Regions from separate parts of the Mus musculus genome. Here region 1 is linked to region 2. A link is a contact called in ENCODE Hi-C or POLR2A ChIA-PET data. All regions are on one chromosome and are shown on one strand. Each heading gives the region's core, a stretch centred on a gene start or an enhancer-like site at or near the end of the contact. The rest is flanking DNA. Distances are from core to core; before and after follow the strand shown.

What was found. Hi-C counts contacts between places; a loop is a spot of excess contacts on that map. ChIA-PET counts read pairs that join two places held with the same protein, here RNA polymerase II (POLR2A).
Region 1: a loop to region 2 is called in a map of regulatory T cell, with 2.1 times the contacts of the local background. The contact joins two enhancer-like sites. A Hi-C loop is called at or near these places in 2 of 37 maps with a recorded cell type or tissue (Patski and regulatory T cell). POLR2A ChIA-PET finds 5 or more read pairs at or near these places in 5 of 5 experiments (Patski and embryonic stem cell).

Annotation. Positions count from the first base shown.
Region 1 is chr4:150,782,374-150,790,108 of GRCm38, reverse strand. No RefSeq gene overlaps it. Among named protein-coding and RNA genes, the nearest start is that of Gm51276, 12 kb to the left of the region's middle. Within about 2 kb of position 5,593, at least 1 of the 3 ENCODE cell types and tissues checked has a DNase peak (open chromatin) inside an H3K27ac peak, as active enhancers do.
Region 2 is chr4:150,740,909-150,748,636 of GRCm38, reverse strand. No RefSeq gene overlaps it. Among named protein-coding and RNA genes, the nearest start is that of Gm36600, 40 kb to the right of the region's middle. Within about 2 kb of position 3,041, at least 1 of the 3 ENCODE cell types and tissues checked has a DNase peak (open chromatin) inside an H3K27ac peak, as active enhancers do.

The DNA of each region.
Region 1 (7,735 bases), core at 4,344-6,843, 39 kb before region 2:
ATAAAGGTACAATAGAAAGAATGGACAATTAGAAATATTATTAGTCCTTTGAAAATAACAGAAAAAGTGAATACTTATCCCAGCGAACTGGCTGAGACAAGAGGAGAAGGCAAGTGGCATGCGTGCCTGTAGTATCAGATTCAGGAGGCTGAGGCAGGAGAAACACTAGAGCCCAGGAATTTATGGCCCATATGGGTGCTATGGTTTGGATCTAGAATGTTCTTCTGAGGCTAGTGTTTTGAATTCTTGGCCTCAAGCTTGTGCTGCCATCTTGAAGTCTGAGGAGGTCGTCTGCCGGGGACTTTTGGGATAGCATTGGAAATGTAATTGAGGAAAATACGTAATAAAAAAAAAAGAAGTCGATCACTTTTGGGTGGACCTTTGTTTTGTTTGAAGGCAGGGTCTCATGTAGCCCAAGCTGGCCTTAAATTCTTTGTGTGGCTGCGGATGATCTTGAACTTGATCCCCCTGCCTCCACCTCTGGAGAATGCTGGGATCACAGGTGTGCTCCCCTCCCCATGTCTAGTTTGCGGGGTGCTAGGGATGGAACCTGGGGATTTGTGTATGTTAGGGTGCACCACCCTCAGAACTACATCCTCCTTCCCGGGGGGGGGGGGGGGGCTGTGTGCTCTGAATGTTATAATCCCTCCTTCCAGCTCCTTCTGCTTCCTGGACCTGCCACCTCGAGAGGAATCTCCACCACGCCCTTTGCGATGCACTAACACACCTCCCAGACTGTGAGTCAGAAATCAGCCTGCCTTCCTGTAATTGGTTTCTGCCTGGCTGTTTTGGTCACACTAAGAAGAGGAACAAACGCTCTGGGCTGCAGAGAAAGTGTTTCAGACGTCAAGAAGAGAAATGAGGGCGCACAGATAATCCCAAGCTGGACTGGGACACAAGGGACAGAGAAGGCCAAGCCCAAAGCAACACAAGGGATACCATGGTCATCTTTAGGACCACAGCTAGATAGGTTCCTGGAGCAGCTCGGGGAGATACGGGGAGCCTGGCTACCCTGAAGCCCACTGAAGAACGTGATAAAATCTCTGTCTCAGAAGGCATCAAACCAGACCAGTTTCTCCAAGTATTCAAGGAAGAAACGACTCCAGTCTTGTATAAACTCTTCCCAAGCAGGAGGCATAAGGGGAACAGTCCTTCATAGCTCAACAGAACTCAGATGAGTTGTGTAACCCTGATTCCCAAGCCTAGAGAGAATGTTTCGATGAGCGGGACGTCTTGACCGGTTGCACGTGTTGGTAAAACAGAAAAAAAAATTGCAAAGGGAAGACATAAAGCTGTGCAGAGATGTATCTGACTAGCTGCTTGTAAAAAATCATAAGGAGGGCAGGGGAGTTCGGGGCTAGGGGTATGGTGTACCTCAGAGGCAGAACTTACACCGAGCATGCACTATTGATTCGAGCATACAAATTGTTTTGTATGCTTGACCTTGCTGCCATGCTTGACAACCCGAGTTCAATCCCTAAGATTCGCATGATGGAAGGAGAAAATCTTGGGAGAGGCAGCTGTTTAAAAAAAAAAATAGCTTGAAGAAAGAGAGTATTAAATTAGTATTTTCCTTAAACTGTGTTGCACAAAGTCCAAATGCAGAGATTAGCGAGCAGGGCGACACACTTGTAATCTCAGCGCTCCGCTGGAGGATCCAGAGTTCAAGGCCAGCCTCAAGTCCATAGCAAGTTTGAGGTCTGTCTGCCTGGACTACACGAGACCCTGTCTCAAAAACCAGTTCATTCCATTGTGATTATGCCACACCAACAACAGTCAGAGAAGCATAGATAATAAAAATATCACCGTATGCAGTGGTCCTTGGGAGTAAACAGTAAAGATGACCTCTGTGGAGCACATAATGCCACCTGCCTACCAGGCACTTAAAAACACAGACATTGGAGAGCTATACTGTGTTCTTTCTGAAGACGTGAGGAGTGTCTGATCTCTGCGGGCTGATCAGTGGATCCCAGTCTGGCTCCCTAGGCTGCTGCTTCCTTTCAAAATTGGGCAACTTGATCCTTAATTTGCAAGTTGTAGCGTAGTTACACACCTTGAGGTTGAATTTTGTAAATGAAAATTCACATATTTGTGTAGAAATGCTCTTTTAAAAAGCACTTAGTAGGTCCTTTCATCTCAGCACATGGGAGACAGAGGCAGTGAATCTCTGTGAATTCAAGAGCAGCCTGGATATGTAACAGGTTCCAGGCCAACCAGGGCTACATGGTGAGACCCTGTCTCCAAAACAAAACAAAAGGCCTGGGGGGGGGGGGGGGGTAGGTGGTGGTATTCACTTCAGTTTCTATATAAAAAAAATCAATCCCTGCTCAGGGAGACCAGTTCTGCAGACTTAAGGGCCCGGCCAGGACCTCAGGACTGCAGAAACCAAGGTGTCCCTGAAGTTGAGTTCCTGCTAAGAGGCACTAAAATAGGAAATCCACTTCTAAGCTTTTTTTTTTTTAATGTTTAAAATTATATTATTTATTTTAGGAGGTGGGAACATGTAGGTGCCAAGGTGTGGGGTGATTAGAGGCTAGCAGGACATTTTTTTTCCTTCCACCAAGTGGGTCTTAGGAATTGAACTCAGGTTTTCAGGCTGGGCAGCAAGCCCCTTTACCTGCTGAGACATCTCATAGGCCCATAAATTCATTCTTGCTGGCAAAATTCAATTGCCTGTGTTGTAGGACTGATGCCCCCCCCACCCCGGTTTCTCACTGACAGGAGGTGAACAAGGCCACCCTCCCTGGCAGCTGTGTACTTTACAGCTGTCCTGACCCCAGGCACCTTGTGTCATGTGCTGCCAAATGTTGAAAGTGTCCAAATCGAAACCCCAGGATCTGGAAAGCCCCTATTACAGAGCCAGACCTCACCCCCCTCTTCCCACTGGAGACAAGGGAAGGCGTTGGGGAGAGGATGCATCGGTTCTCATTACAGCCTTGTTTCTACGCTGCCACCATGGTTAATCTCTTACTGTGAACGATTTAGGAATTAAACAGGCCTTCTGTTTATGCCATGGGTTTCTTTTTCTCAAACCAAAGAACACCATGGGGCTGGGGAGATTGCTCTGGTCTTTGCTCTGCAAGCCTGAAGACCTGTGTTTAATGCCCAGAACCCACATTTAAAAACAAAACAAAAAAAAAGCCAGGCCTGGTGACACTAGCTGTAACCCCAACACTAGGGAAGTAGATACAGGCAGATGGAAGGGGGCGGGGCCTTGCTAGCCAATCAGTTTGGTGTAATCAGTGAGCCCCAGACCAGTTAGAGACTCTGTCTCAAAACCCAAGAGTACTGTACCTGAGTAACAATGAGTGAGGTTGCCCTCTGGCTTCCACACGCAGTGGCCCTGTGCCAGTCACACCAGCACTTGTGTGCCAGTCACACCAGCATGTGTGTGCCTGCCCCCACGTATTTCTTTCTGTGCATGGGGTAGGGGAAGAGATCAGAAACTGCATTTCTACCTCTGGCAACACAAAACTGTGTGTCCCAGATTCTTGTGACTTTCCTTTCCCATAGTCAACTGGACAATTCCTTCTCTGAGGGGACCCGCCTGGCAGAGGCCCTCAACCATCAGAGTTTGTTTCTCAGTATTTAAATTGTATGCCTTCTAAACATCTGGGAGAAAGCTTGCTACATTGTAACTAGAGCAGGAGTCCTCTAGGTGTTTGTTACCCTCCCGTTAGTCATGGAGTGGCCGTCTTGGATATCAGTTTGACTGCCGTGGTATCACTACACGTCTGTTCAAGTTACTCTTATTTAATCATGATCCTCAACCCAAGAATTATGATGCTGGCCATTGAAATGTGACAAAGAGGAGCCCCATAATTGCTTCCTTTAAGAGTAGAGAGGAACAGTAAGACATTTTGAGAGACTATAAGTCTTTAATTTTTTTTGTTTGTTTGTTTTATTTTGTTTTGTTTTGTTTTTCTTTTTTGTTTTTTTTGAGACAGGGTTTCTCTGTGCAGCCCTGGCTGTCCTGGAACTCACTCTGTAGACCAAGCTGGCCTCGTACTCAGAAATCCGCCTGCCTCTGCCTCCCGAGTGCTGGGATTAAAGGGCGTGCACCACCATTGCCCGGTATACCTTTAACCCTTGTTACAGCATATTGCTATAATTGTTCTGTTATGATTAATGATTGTGGCTTATAGCTTACTGTGCCAAATTTGTAAGTTAAATTTAATCAAAGGTAAACATGTATAGAAAAAACCATTGTATGTATGTGTATGGGTATGTATGTGTGTATGTGTGTATGTATGTGTGTATGTGTATATGTTGAGTATTGCTCACAGTTGCTGGTACCTACCAGGAATTTTGTCCTGTATCCTCGTAACATTCTGTCCTGGGGTGGAGAGACAGATCTGTTGTTAAAGTGTTTGCCGTGCAAGCATAAGGACCAGAGTTCGGATCCCCAGAGCCCCTGTAAATGCTGGATGGCCATAGGACCTGCCTATAATTGGAGCATTAGGAAGGGTGATACAAGGATTCAACAGAGCAAGCTAGCTAGCCAGACTCACCATACTGGTGAGCTCTGGGTTCAGCTGAGAGAGCCCATCTCATTGGATAAGATGGAGAACATTCATGGAAGACCCAGTATGAGCCTCAGACCTCCTAGGACAAACACGGGTCCATGCTCCCACACGCACGTGGATATGATATACACACATGAGGGAAAGAGAAGCTATGAAACACTCTGTTCCGATACTCTCATTGAATTTTGCTTTATAGGCTCCATTTAAGGGCATGGATGCTCTCAACTTAGCAGGCCAGGCTTGTAGCCAGAAAGATTTCTCAATCCCATAGAGTTCTCTGAGATCTGCCGGTGTCTTTGGCTGGGTCAAACTAGACACCACGATCTAATTACTTGGACTCCTCTTTTGTGTCCCTCCCAACCCTAGAGTTTTAGGCCATGAAGTTCTTTTGTTAATAGCCATAAAAAATGTAGTATTAAAATGTCCCATTATCGAGAAAGTACACCAGGCCATAAAAATAGGGCCTCCCTCATGATTGCTTCAGAGTTGACGCAAAAGCACAAATTGTAATTCCTCAGAGAACTGGCTGTGTTGAAATATTTACAGGAGGTCAGGGGTCTCCCTCCCTGCCCCCAACCCGGGAGCAGGGAGCAGAGACCCAAAGATGTGGGCAGCAGTGAAGCCAGGCAGGCCTCTCAAGCTGTGTTTATACTGGAAAGCAGTCTGGAAAATGCCCCCCATGGTTTCCCTGGAGCCTGGAGGTGGGCCTTGCAATACCAGAGGAATGAAAACAAGCCGAAGTGCTGTGTTTAGCACAATTTACTAGGAAAGGTCCCTCTGAGAGCTGCAGCCGGACCTGAGGGCTGGAAAGGAAATCGAAAGGGCAAGGGAAGTCAAAGCACAGAGCAAGGCCAAATAACAGTAATGATAGTCATAGAAATAATAATTTTTACAAAGCCACCCCAACTTGATTGAGACAGTGGAAAATTTACAAACATGAAGTCCGTGCAGCCCAGCACGTTCAAGTGGGTATGAGACAATCTGTTTTCATGTCCTCAAGTCCCAGTCGGGTCGTGAAGTCACTCCCTGAGGACTGGGCGAGCTGCTCTCTTCCCAGGGTGTCCCTGCTCCTTCAGCTCACACCCAGGAGGCTGTGGCCTGGCTGTTGTAATTTGCACTGGTTCTCTGAGGCCTGGCAGATGCAAACGACTCCTGGTAGTGGGTTGACTAAACCTTTATTACATTCCCAAGGCCCGTCAGTGATTGCCAGATGGATGGATGGATGGATGGATGGATGGATGGATGGAGGGATGGATGGATGGATGGATGGATGGATGGATAGAACGATGGGTGGATGGGTGGATGGGTGGATAGATGAATGGGGGGGTGGATGAATGGGTGGGTGGGTGGGTGAATGGATGGATGGGTAGATGGGTGGGTAGGTGGATGGGTGGGTGGTGCTCACAATTAGCCCTAGCCATTTGAAAGGCTCATGTGTGTTGTAGCCATGAGTGGAAGGCGTCTTTTTGCCTCCTCTCTGCTATCTTCCGATGGTTTGCCTTGCTCTGTACTAGGACTCACATATGAGGAGTTGTGTGACCAGAACACACCAACCAAAGCCTGCCTTCAAGGTTTGTCCAGCGTGGGGTGATGAGAGTATTCAATGGCTGAGCATACTCACTGTATAATGGTCCTGAGTTCAGATCCCAGCACACATATAAAAAGCTAGGGGTGGCCCTGGGTCCTGTAGCCCCAACACTGCAGAGGGCGGAGAAAGGATGATCAGAGCAGCATATCTGATGTCCTCCTTGGCATGCCCCATCCACCTACCTCTACCTGTGTGCATAACACACAGAGGCATACAATGATACACACAAAGTCACACATGCATACAACAATACACATGCTCTCTCTCTCTCTCTCACACACACACACACACACGAGTAAATGTAATAAAAAATGTTATAGTGATATCAAAATGCTAAGCATTGGTACTATGAGGTAGTCACTATGTGCCTGGTGCTACCCAGTTTATATAAACACCTTTTCTATCAAACCTTTATAGTAGCTACCATTTCCTTTTCCTTGCATTTTGTTACCCCTCCCCCGTCTCCTTTTGATACTGGGGACTGGACCTGGGCTCTTGTGCTTGCTAGGCAAGGGCTCTGCCACGGAGCTATGCCTCACCCCGTGCAGCACGTCCGGAAGCCGAGGCACAGAAAGATTATAGACAGTTGCTTCCAGGTTAATGGCTAGTAAGTGGCACAGATAGGCCTCGAACCCATGCACTCCAGGTTCAAGATCTGAGCTTTCTATTTTATTTGAGACAAAGCCCAGGCTGGCCCCAAACTTGTGATCCTCCTGCCTCAGCTTCCTGAGCACTGGGATTCTAGGTTGCATGCTACCAAATCTAAGCCAGGCACTGGGCTTTAATATAAACATATTTCTTTAAAGTACAGAAAACTATCTTAACTCATGCCATTTAACTCTTGTTCATAACTGAATTTTACACATTTTTAGTTTTTTAAAAGTCACTTTTGCTCCAAGTGGGTTTTTTTCAGGACACGCGCCTCTGAAGAGCGACTGACCAATTTGGTGTGTTGGGGATGAAGGCGTTGGAAAACAGAGGATACAGAGGGCATCTCCTACAAGATGGGGCCCCAGCTGGAGGACAGGTTAGACCCTCCCTTGAGTGTGCAACCGGGAAGCTCTTCCTTATAACCCGGGGAGATGAGAGGTCAGGCCACTCCCAGCTGAGCCTCGCCACAATCTATCACCTGTCCCGTCCTCTCCTAAGGGCCCATTCCTCTCCCCTGAAAGGCATTCACTGTCACCTAAGTGGCCTGTATTTCCTGCCCTTCTCCTGATGAAACTGATAACAAAATTCCCTGACTCTGACTGGAGGGATGACCTTGCTTCCCATTATGCCTTTTGTGTATGCACACATGCAACCAACCAACAGGAATAAGTTTATATCCCCACCCCACCAACCTCCACCCCCAACCCCCCAACCTCCACCCTGCCTCCTGCCCATCTGCCTATCTCAAATTCAACACCAAACCTAAGAGGAAGGTCTCTCCTCCCTCAACGCTGCATTCCAAGGTAGTGACAATTAGAAATCTACCCCCACCCCTGACCCAATCACTTTATGGCTTGAGTTCACACATTCAGTAACAGCCCCTCCTTTTAGGATCCAGAGGGAACATTCCAGGAGTGGTTTCTCACCCAACAGAAACCTCTGGATGCAGAAGTGGGACTAATATTGGGTC
Region 2 (7,728 bases), core at 1,792-4,291:
ACCATCACTGTCACCGATGAGGGGAGTGAGTGAGCCTGGGCTTTAGGAAGATAAGCTTTGCCCCATGCTTGCTCAGGGCCATCACCGATGTTTTACTGGGGGGAGGGGGGGCTGGCGAGAAACCAGAGGAATGCACATCCCAGCCAGGGTCCCCTGCGGCTGTCAACCACATGTGATTGATCTGGGGTGGCTGGCCTGTACAGGGGAGGCAGAACAATGGCTACACTTACCCACAGGTGACTAAGTCACATTCTTCTGGGCCAAGAAGCCCAGGTGCAGATGTTTTCCTGCAGAGTGGAGCAGAGCTGGGTTTTATGGGCTGCGAACTCCTATCAGTGAGTGATAAGAAGCCCTGGGCCATTGGCTCTTTGGTGATTGGAGAAATAGTCCACAGGCCCAGGATGTGAAATAAATGAGCATGAGTCATTCGTTCTCCAGGGCCAGGCTCCTGCAAGAACATTTATCTATTGATCTCTCTCTCTCTCTCTCTCTCTCTCTCTCTCTCTCTTACCCATCTGTCTCTCCTCTCTTTGTCTCTCTCTCCTGTCTCTGTCTCTCTATTTTCTCTGTCTTTCTGTCTCTGTGTTTCACTCTCTCTTTCCATCTGTTTTTCTTTTCCTCTCTCTGTCTCTCTCCTCTCTGTCTCTGTCTCTCTCCTTCCATCTGTCTGCCTCCTTTTCCTGTCTCTCTCTCTCTGTGTCTCTGTTTCTCTGTCTCTTTCTCTCTGTCTCTCTGTCTCTCTCTCTCTCTGTCTCTCTCTCTCTGTCTCTCTGTCTCTGTCTCTGTCTCTGTCTCTGTCTCTGTCTCTCTCTCTCTCTCTCTCTCTCTCACACACACACACACACACACACAAGGGCCTCTAAGGAAAAAGTGGAATTATCAGGAAAAAAGAATAGACCAAGCCGGGCAGTGGTGATGCATGCCTTTAATCCCAGCACTTGGGAAACAGAGGCAGGTGGATTTCTAAGTTCGAGGCCAGCCTGGTCTACAAAGTGAGTTCCAGGACAGCCAGAGCTATACAGAGAAACCCTGTCTAGAAGAAACAAAACAAAACAATAATAACAACAAAAGAATAGACCATCCCATCCCTAGTGACACAGAAAGTGACATCTGCCTGCAGAGAAGGGTGGTAGCAACTACTGTCAAAAGAAAAGATGCAAGATGTGTTGGGGGCGGGGGCACTATCTGCTTTTGTCAGCAGCCAGGGCCTTCATCACCCAGATTTCCACATGTTAGACCTTGGGTGCTAGGCACCTATCTGATACAACTTCTTGCTCCCTACCCACTACCTCCTCTGCAGCTGCAGTCACCTGCCCAGGAGGGTACTCCAGGACAAACTCCCATGTTGTGGTGGCTTGCCACCTGCTCTGACATGGTAACTGAGGGTAGTTCTGCAGGCATGCGATCATCTAACGTGTCCCAGCGGTTTTGGAGTGCCCAAGTCCAGGGGAGTTCATAAAGCGTAGTTTACAGCTGCTCATCTTCTGTCCTCCAAGAGTCAAGTCCTTCAGGTTGATTCCCACTGCCCTGGGGATGATGGTGGGCACAGGAGGGCCGGCGCTTACAGGACCTTTGTGGACTTTTCCTTCCTGAGACATTTTTTTTGTTGGTTTTTTTTGTTTGTTTGTTTGTTTTGTTTTGTTTTGTTTTTCGAGACATGGTTTCTCTGTATAGCCCTGGCTGTCCTGGAACTCACTTTGTAGACCAGGCTGGCCTCGAACTCAGAAACCCTCCTGCCTCTGCCTCCCGAGTGCTGGGATTAAAGGCATGCGCCACCAGGCCCGGCTCCTGAGACATTTTTAATAGCTAAAAGCTGCAGGTCTAAAAACCACCATCGGGAAAACAGTCTTAAGTGGTTTTATCTAATCTCGGGCCCAAGTCAATGATCAGAGTATTATGGGTAAAAATGAGTCATACGCCCTCTCATTGTCAAAGTCAGAGGGCTCCTGGCTCTGTCCCCTTCTACCCTGGTTGGGGTTCCAGGGTCCCTCAGAGCCTTAGTTGGATGCTGAGGACACTGTGCGTGTTCTTTGACTGAAGTCTCCTCTTTGATTGCACTGTGCCGCCTTTTTATCTCTTCCCTTCTCCGAGGGTGCCACCAGAAGCCAGGTGACTCCACTAGACTCCTACAGCGCAAAGAGGGTGATGTCGTGCTACCCACGGTTGGCACAAAGGGAACAGAGTTGATACTAAGAGCTGATTTCTTTTTTTTTCCTGACTGCTCATTGTAGGATGGGGAGAGAGAGAGAGAGAGAGGATTGAGAGAGAGGGAGATTGAGAGAGAGAGAGTGTCTGGCATTTCTCCCAAGCATTTCACCCACAAACCGGTTTAGGCCAGTGAGACAGGATGTTCTGCAGAGCAAAGATCATGTGACCGCCCCGTGTGAACAGACAGATGGTGTATCATTAACAAGCTAGCTTCAGGGTTGCATTTCTCTGGCTCCAGGGTGTCAGTGACCCCAGAGATTTAATTAAAAACATAAAAAAATAAATAGTGACAGAGGCCAAAGTTTCATCCTGTTTAGACTCAACATTGTAGTCATTGTGTGTGTGTTGGGGGGTGTGGGTATGTGCTCCTTCTGTTGCAGGGTCTGTGACCTGCCCAAGGGAAACAGGGTTAGTCAGGGGGCATCTGCAGGTTAGCCCCTTGGTGGGTGAGCTTCAAACAGTCACTGTGGCCAGTCACCAGCTCTCTGGCACCCTGTTTCCTAGGGAGACTGAAAGGCTGATTGGAGCTCAGAGACTGCAGAGGACCCAGCTGGTCCACACAGGAGATGGTCAGGATCCCTTTGTGCTAATCGGAAGTATCCAGGTAGGAGAAGAGGCCGTTGTATGTCAGGAGATCCCAGCCTACAGAGGATGCTTTCAGCCCAGCAGAGCCTGGCTCCTCAGCTGCTCTCCAAGCTGTCTGCTGTCAGGTCTTGAGGTTGGGCTCTGGAAGGCTGAAGCTGGAGTTGAGCCCATGAGCATCCTCTAGGCTCACCAGGAGGACATGCTGGCACGGAAACAGGCAGAGGCAGGGAGGCAGAGGGAGGTTGTGTGAGCAGGGTCATGGATTCTCCGCATGACATCTGAGGAAAATCAAATCTAGTCCTTTGGCAGGTACTGGCTTGCAGAGCCCTGTGTGACTGACACATGGGCCTAGACCACCGGCAGCAAGGGGCCAATGGAGTGTCATAAGGAGGAATTCTTTGGATGAGACACAATTAATCTTTTCCAGGTGACAATTCATTTTGTCAACTGAAGTTGCTCTTAAGGGGACACATTGAAAGGTCTTCCTATGTAGCCCAGGCTCCTCCTACCCCATGTTGCTTTAAACACTGATTTAGGATTTATTTGTAGTGTATGTGTGTGAGTATTTTGCTTGCACATAAGCACAGCACCTATGTGCAGGGTCATTGGAGCCCAGAAGAGGTCAGGAGTTACAGATGCTTAAGAGCTGCTGAGTCATGCTGGGAACTGAACCCAGGTCCTCTGGAAGAATGGTAAGTGCTCTCAACTGCTGGCCATCTCTCCAGCTCCTGCTTTCAACTGGGTGTGGAGAGATGCTCCGCAGTCAGGAGCACATGTACACCCAATCATGTGTGCACACACAAATACATATACACCCAATCATATGTGCACACACAGATACATATACACCCAATCATGTGTGCACACACACAGTCACATATACACCCAATCATGTGTGCACACACACAGACACATATACACCCAATCATGTGTGCACACACACAGACACATATACACCCAATCATGTGTGCACACACACAGACACATATACACCCAATCATGTGTGCACACACACGGACACATATACATACAATTTTTTCAAGATTTATTTTTATTTGGTGTGTACGGGTGCTTTGCCTACACACATCCCTGTGCCACATGTGTGCCTGGTGCCTCTTTTGTGGAGGCCAGAAGAGGAGATCAGATGGATCCCCTGGAGCAGGAGTTATAGACAGTTGTGAGCTGCTATGTGGATGCTGGGAATTGAGCTCAGAGAAGAGAAGAGAGGAGAGGGGAGAGGAGAGGAGGAGAGGCCAGTGCTCTTAAGTGGTGGAATATCTCTCCAGCCCTATAAAATTCTTTTAAAAATTAGAATGTATACATTATTGGATACTTACAATATAATGAATATGACATGTAAATATGTGCACATATCATATGAATATATTTTGTTATTACAGAGTGATATGAAGGACTGTCTTTGGAGTCAACCTTTGAAACAAGAGTTAGAGTCATCTCTGACCCTCCCCCCCCCCACCTTAAATAGGGTCCCTTCCTCTGCCGCCACCTCCCCAGCTTGAGGCAACTGTGATCTCAATTAAATTTAGTGTTCAGAGCTGGGCATAGTGGCGCACGCCTTTAATCCCAGCACTTGGGAGGCAGAGGCAGGCGAATTTCTGAGTTCGAGGCCAGCCTGGTCTACAGAGTGAGTTCCAGGATATCCAGGCCTACCCAAAAAAAAATTGTGTTCATCATGTCATTGGTTTTATAAAGGTAACTTTATAATTTCTCCCCAAATGCTCTTGTGTGTGTGTGTGTGTGTGTGTGTGTGTGTGTGTGCGCATAGGCATGCGAAAGAGTGAGCTCCCCTGTGCATGTAAAGGCCTCTTTGAGAGATGGTGTCTCCGTGAACCTGGAGTTCATAATTTTCAATACACTGAATAGCCAGCAGCAAGTCTCCAGGATGTACCGGTCTCTGCCTCCCTGTCACCATGGTTACAGGTGCACACACCACCCCACCACCACCACCACCTGCGCCCCCCCCCCGCCCCTCCCCCCTGCCCCGGCCCCCTTCGGCTTGTACACTGGTTCTGGAGCTCAGGACTTAGGTCCTCACCCAGGCACAGCAAGCACTCTAGTCTGAGCAGTCCGCCACCCTTTTAAGATCCCTTTTAAGTTCACATGCAAGACATACACAAAGAAATGCACAGACCCGAAAGCCCATAGCTTGATGTATTTTGAAATGCTGGTAACCAAGGAACCACGCCCTACTCCAGGAAATCTGCTTTCGTCATCCAGAAAGTCCCTCAATCCCCCACCCCACCAGGATTCCTTAAGGCTCCTCTATTTTGTTTTCTTTGTTCTAGAATTCCATAGAAATTAAGTTACACAATGTTTCCAATTTTCCTCCTCCTCCCTCTCCTCCTCCTCTTCCTCTTTTCTTCCTTACTACCCCTATTTTGTTTTGTGCAGGGGATGGAACCCAGCACCTAATACATGGTCAGCATGTCCTCTGCCACAAAGCTATACCTGCTCAGCACCCCAGCACTCTCATTCCACAGAGCTACACACCCCCAGCACAGGCTCTCACAGACCCCGCCCCCAGCACGCAAGCTCTTACAGACCCCGCCCCCTAGCACACACTCTTACAGACCCCGCCCCCCAGCATATCCACGGCTCACTGCTGGATGTGTGGTGGTCTCTGGGGCTGGAGGAGGAGAATTTTGCTGGAATTAAATTTAGTGTTCAGAGCTGGGCATTATTCTTTATTTGCTCCTGGGCGTTCAGATGGCTTAAAGATGTTTAGGATAGCGTGTTAGTGAATAGCCTTTTGTGGAGATCATTTCTTCCTCATTTCTTCTCTCGCCCTCTCCCCTCCCCTTTCATCTCTTGTTTTGTTTTGAGACAGTGTTTCTCTGTGTAGCCCTGGCTGTCCTGGAACTACAGAAGGAAACATGAGTCACACTCCTTAGACCAGGCTGGCCTCGAACTCAGAGATCTGCCTGCCTCTGCCTTGGGAGTACTGGACTAAAGACATGAGCTGAATGTGATCTTCTGAGGATTCTCCTCGATTCGTTTTTTTCTCTAGGACTAAATTGTGTGTGTGTGTGGGGGGGGAACTAACTTGGTCTTTTTTTTTTCTCCATCCTTTATTTGGGGAACCAGGAGGGACACTTGTGCACCCTGGTATCATTTTCAAGTCAGAGATCTCTCCTTCCGTCTTGTGGGAATCCCAGGGATCTAACTGTCAGACCTGGTGGCCAGCACCTGTGCCAATCCACCTCACCCTGCTGGCTGGAAACCTGTGCTTTTACAAGCAGCCATGCTAACTTACCATTTGTATTATTTCATCTGGATTAATGTGTTAAGAATTGTATTGTGTCTTGTTTGTCTCCCCTCCCCTTTTGATGGTAGGGGGTTGAACCTAGGGTTTCTTGCATGCTAGTCAAACACTTTAGTACAGAGCTACATCCCAATCCTCTTTATTCTTTTGAGGCACTGTCTTGCTAAGTTGCCCAGGCTGGTCTGGAACTCACTGTACAGCCCAGGCAGGAACTGGCTTTTTGCTTTTTTTGTCTCAGTCTCCTGAATGCTGACACCATAGGTGTGACCCACCATGCCTGACAACAATTTTGTCTTCATATCTTTTTATTATATGCTCTTTATCAAGAAAATTTCTTCTGGTCTACTTACTTCTTTTCTTAGTTGAAATGACCAAGATGTTAAACATTTTTATTTTCATTCATTCATTCATTCATTCATTCATTGTGTTTGAGTGTGTGTATGTGTGTGTGTGTGTGTGTGTGTGTGTGCGTGTGTGTGCATGTGCACACATGCTCTACAGTGCCCTTATAGAGGTCACAGGACAACTTACCGGACCGGTTCTAGCCATTCACCACGTGGTCCCCAGGCATGTGACTCTGGCTGACACAGGCTCCTGTGGTAAGAGCTCTTTACCCAATGAGACAGGAGGTTTTATCAGTGCTTCTGTCCTTCATGTCTATTTTTATTTTAATTTTAAAATTACTTTTATTTTAGATTTATTTATTTTGTTTTATGTGTATTAGTGTTTCACCTCTGTCTGTGTACTACATACATACATGCCAGGAGAGGGCACTAGATCCCCTGGAACTAGAGTTATGGGTGCTTGTGGAGTCCCATGTGGTTGCTGGGAATCGAACCTGGGTCCTCTGGAAGAACACTCAGTGCTCTTAATCGCTGAGTCAACCCTGCAGTCCCGTTTGTCAATTCCTGTCTATAAGTCTATGAAGTATTTACTTACAAAGTGCTAGACATTTTAAAGCACATTTAAAATTCTCATGTCCTTTGGAATACTAAAAAGTTTATCACTTAATAGGTAACCTTGGCGGGGTGAGGCAGGGAAGGAGGGAAAGAGAGAGAGAGAGAGAGAGAGAGAGAGAGAGAGAGAGAGAGAGAGAGAGAGAGGGCAGGGAGAGTTACTGTCTTTGCATTGGTAGTTTTCTGGTATTACATTCTTCACCTCCTTCTCGATGGTCCCACAGCCCTCAGCTCTAAGGGCTTAATCCATTTCTAGTGGGTCAGTTATACATACTGTGATGCATACTGTCCTGCCATCAGAGGGGGAATGCTGCAGAGTCTGAGTGGGAAGGTCACCCATCTCTGTGTGTCATCGGAGCAGCTGCTGGCTGCTGGGAATTGGGTGTTGTGGTGGTTTGAATATGCTTAGCTGAGGGAGTGGCTTTATAAGGAGGTGCAGTCTTGGTGGAGTGTGTATGGCCTTGTTGGAGGAAGTGTGTCACTGTGGGAGTGGGCAACGAGACCCTCCTCCTAACTACGTGGGAGCCAGTCTGCTTCTAGGGACCTTTAAAGGGAGATATAGAATTCTCAGCTCCTCCTGCACTATGCCTGGCCTGGACACTGCCATGTTCCCTCCTGCCTTGATGATAATGAACTGAACTTCCAAACCTGTAAGCCAGCCCCAATTAAATGTTGTCCTTATAAAAGCTGCCTTGG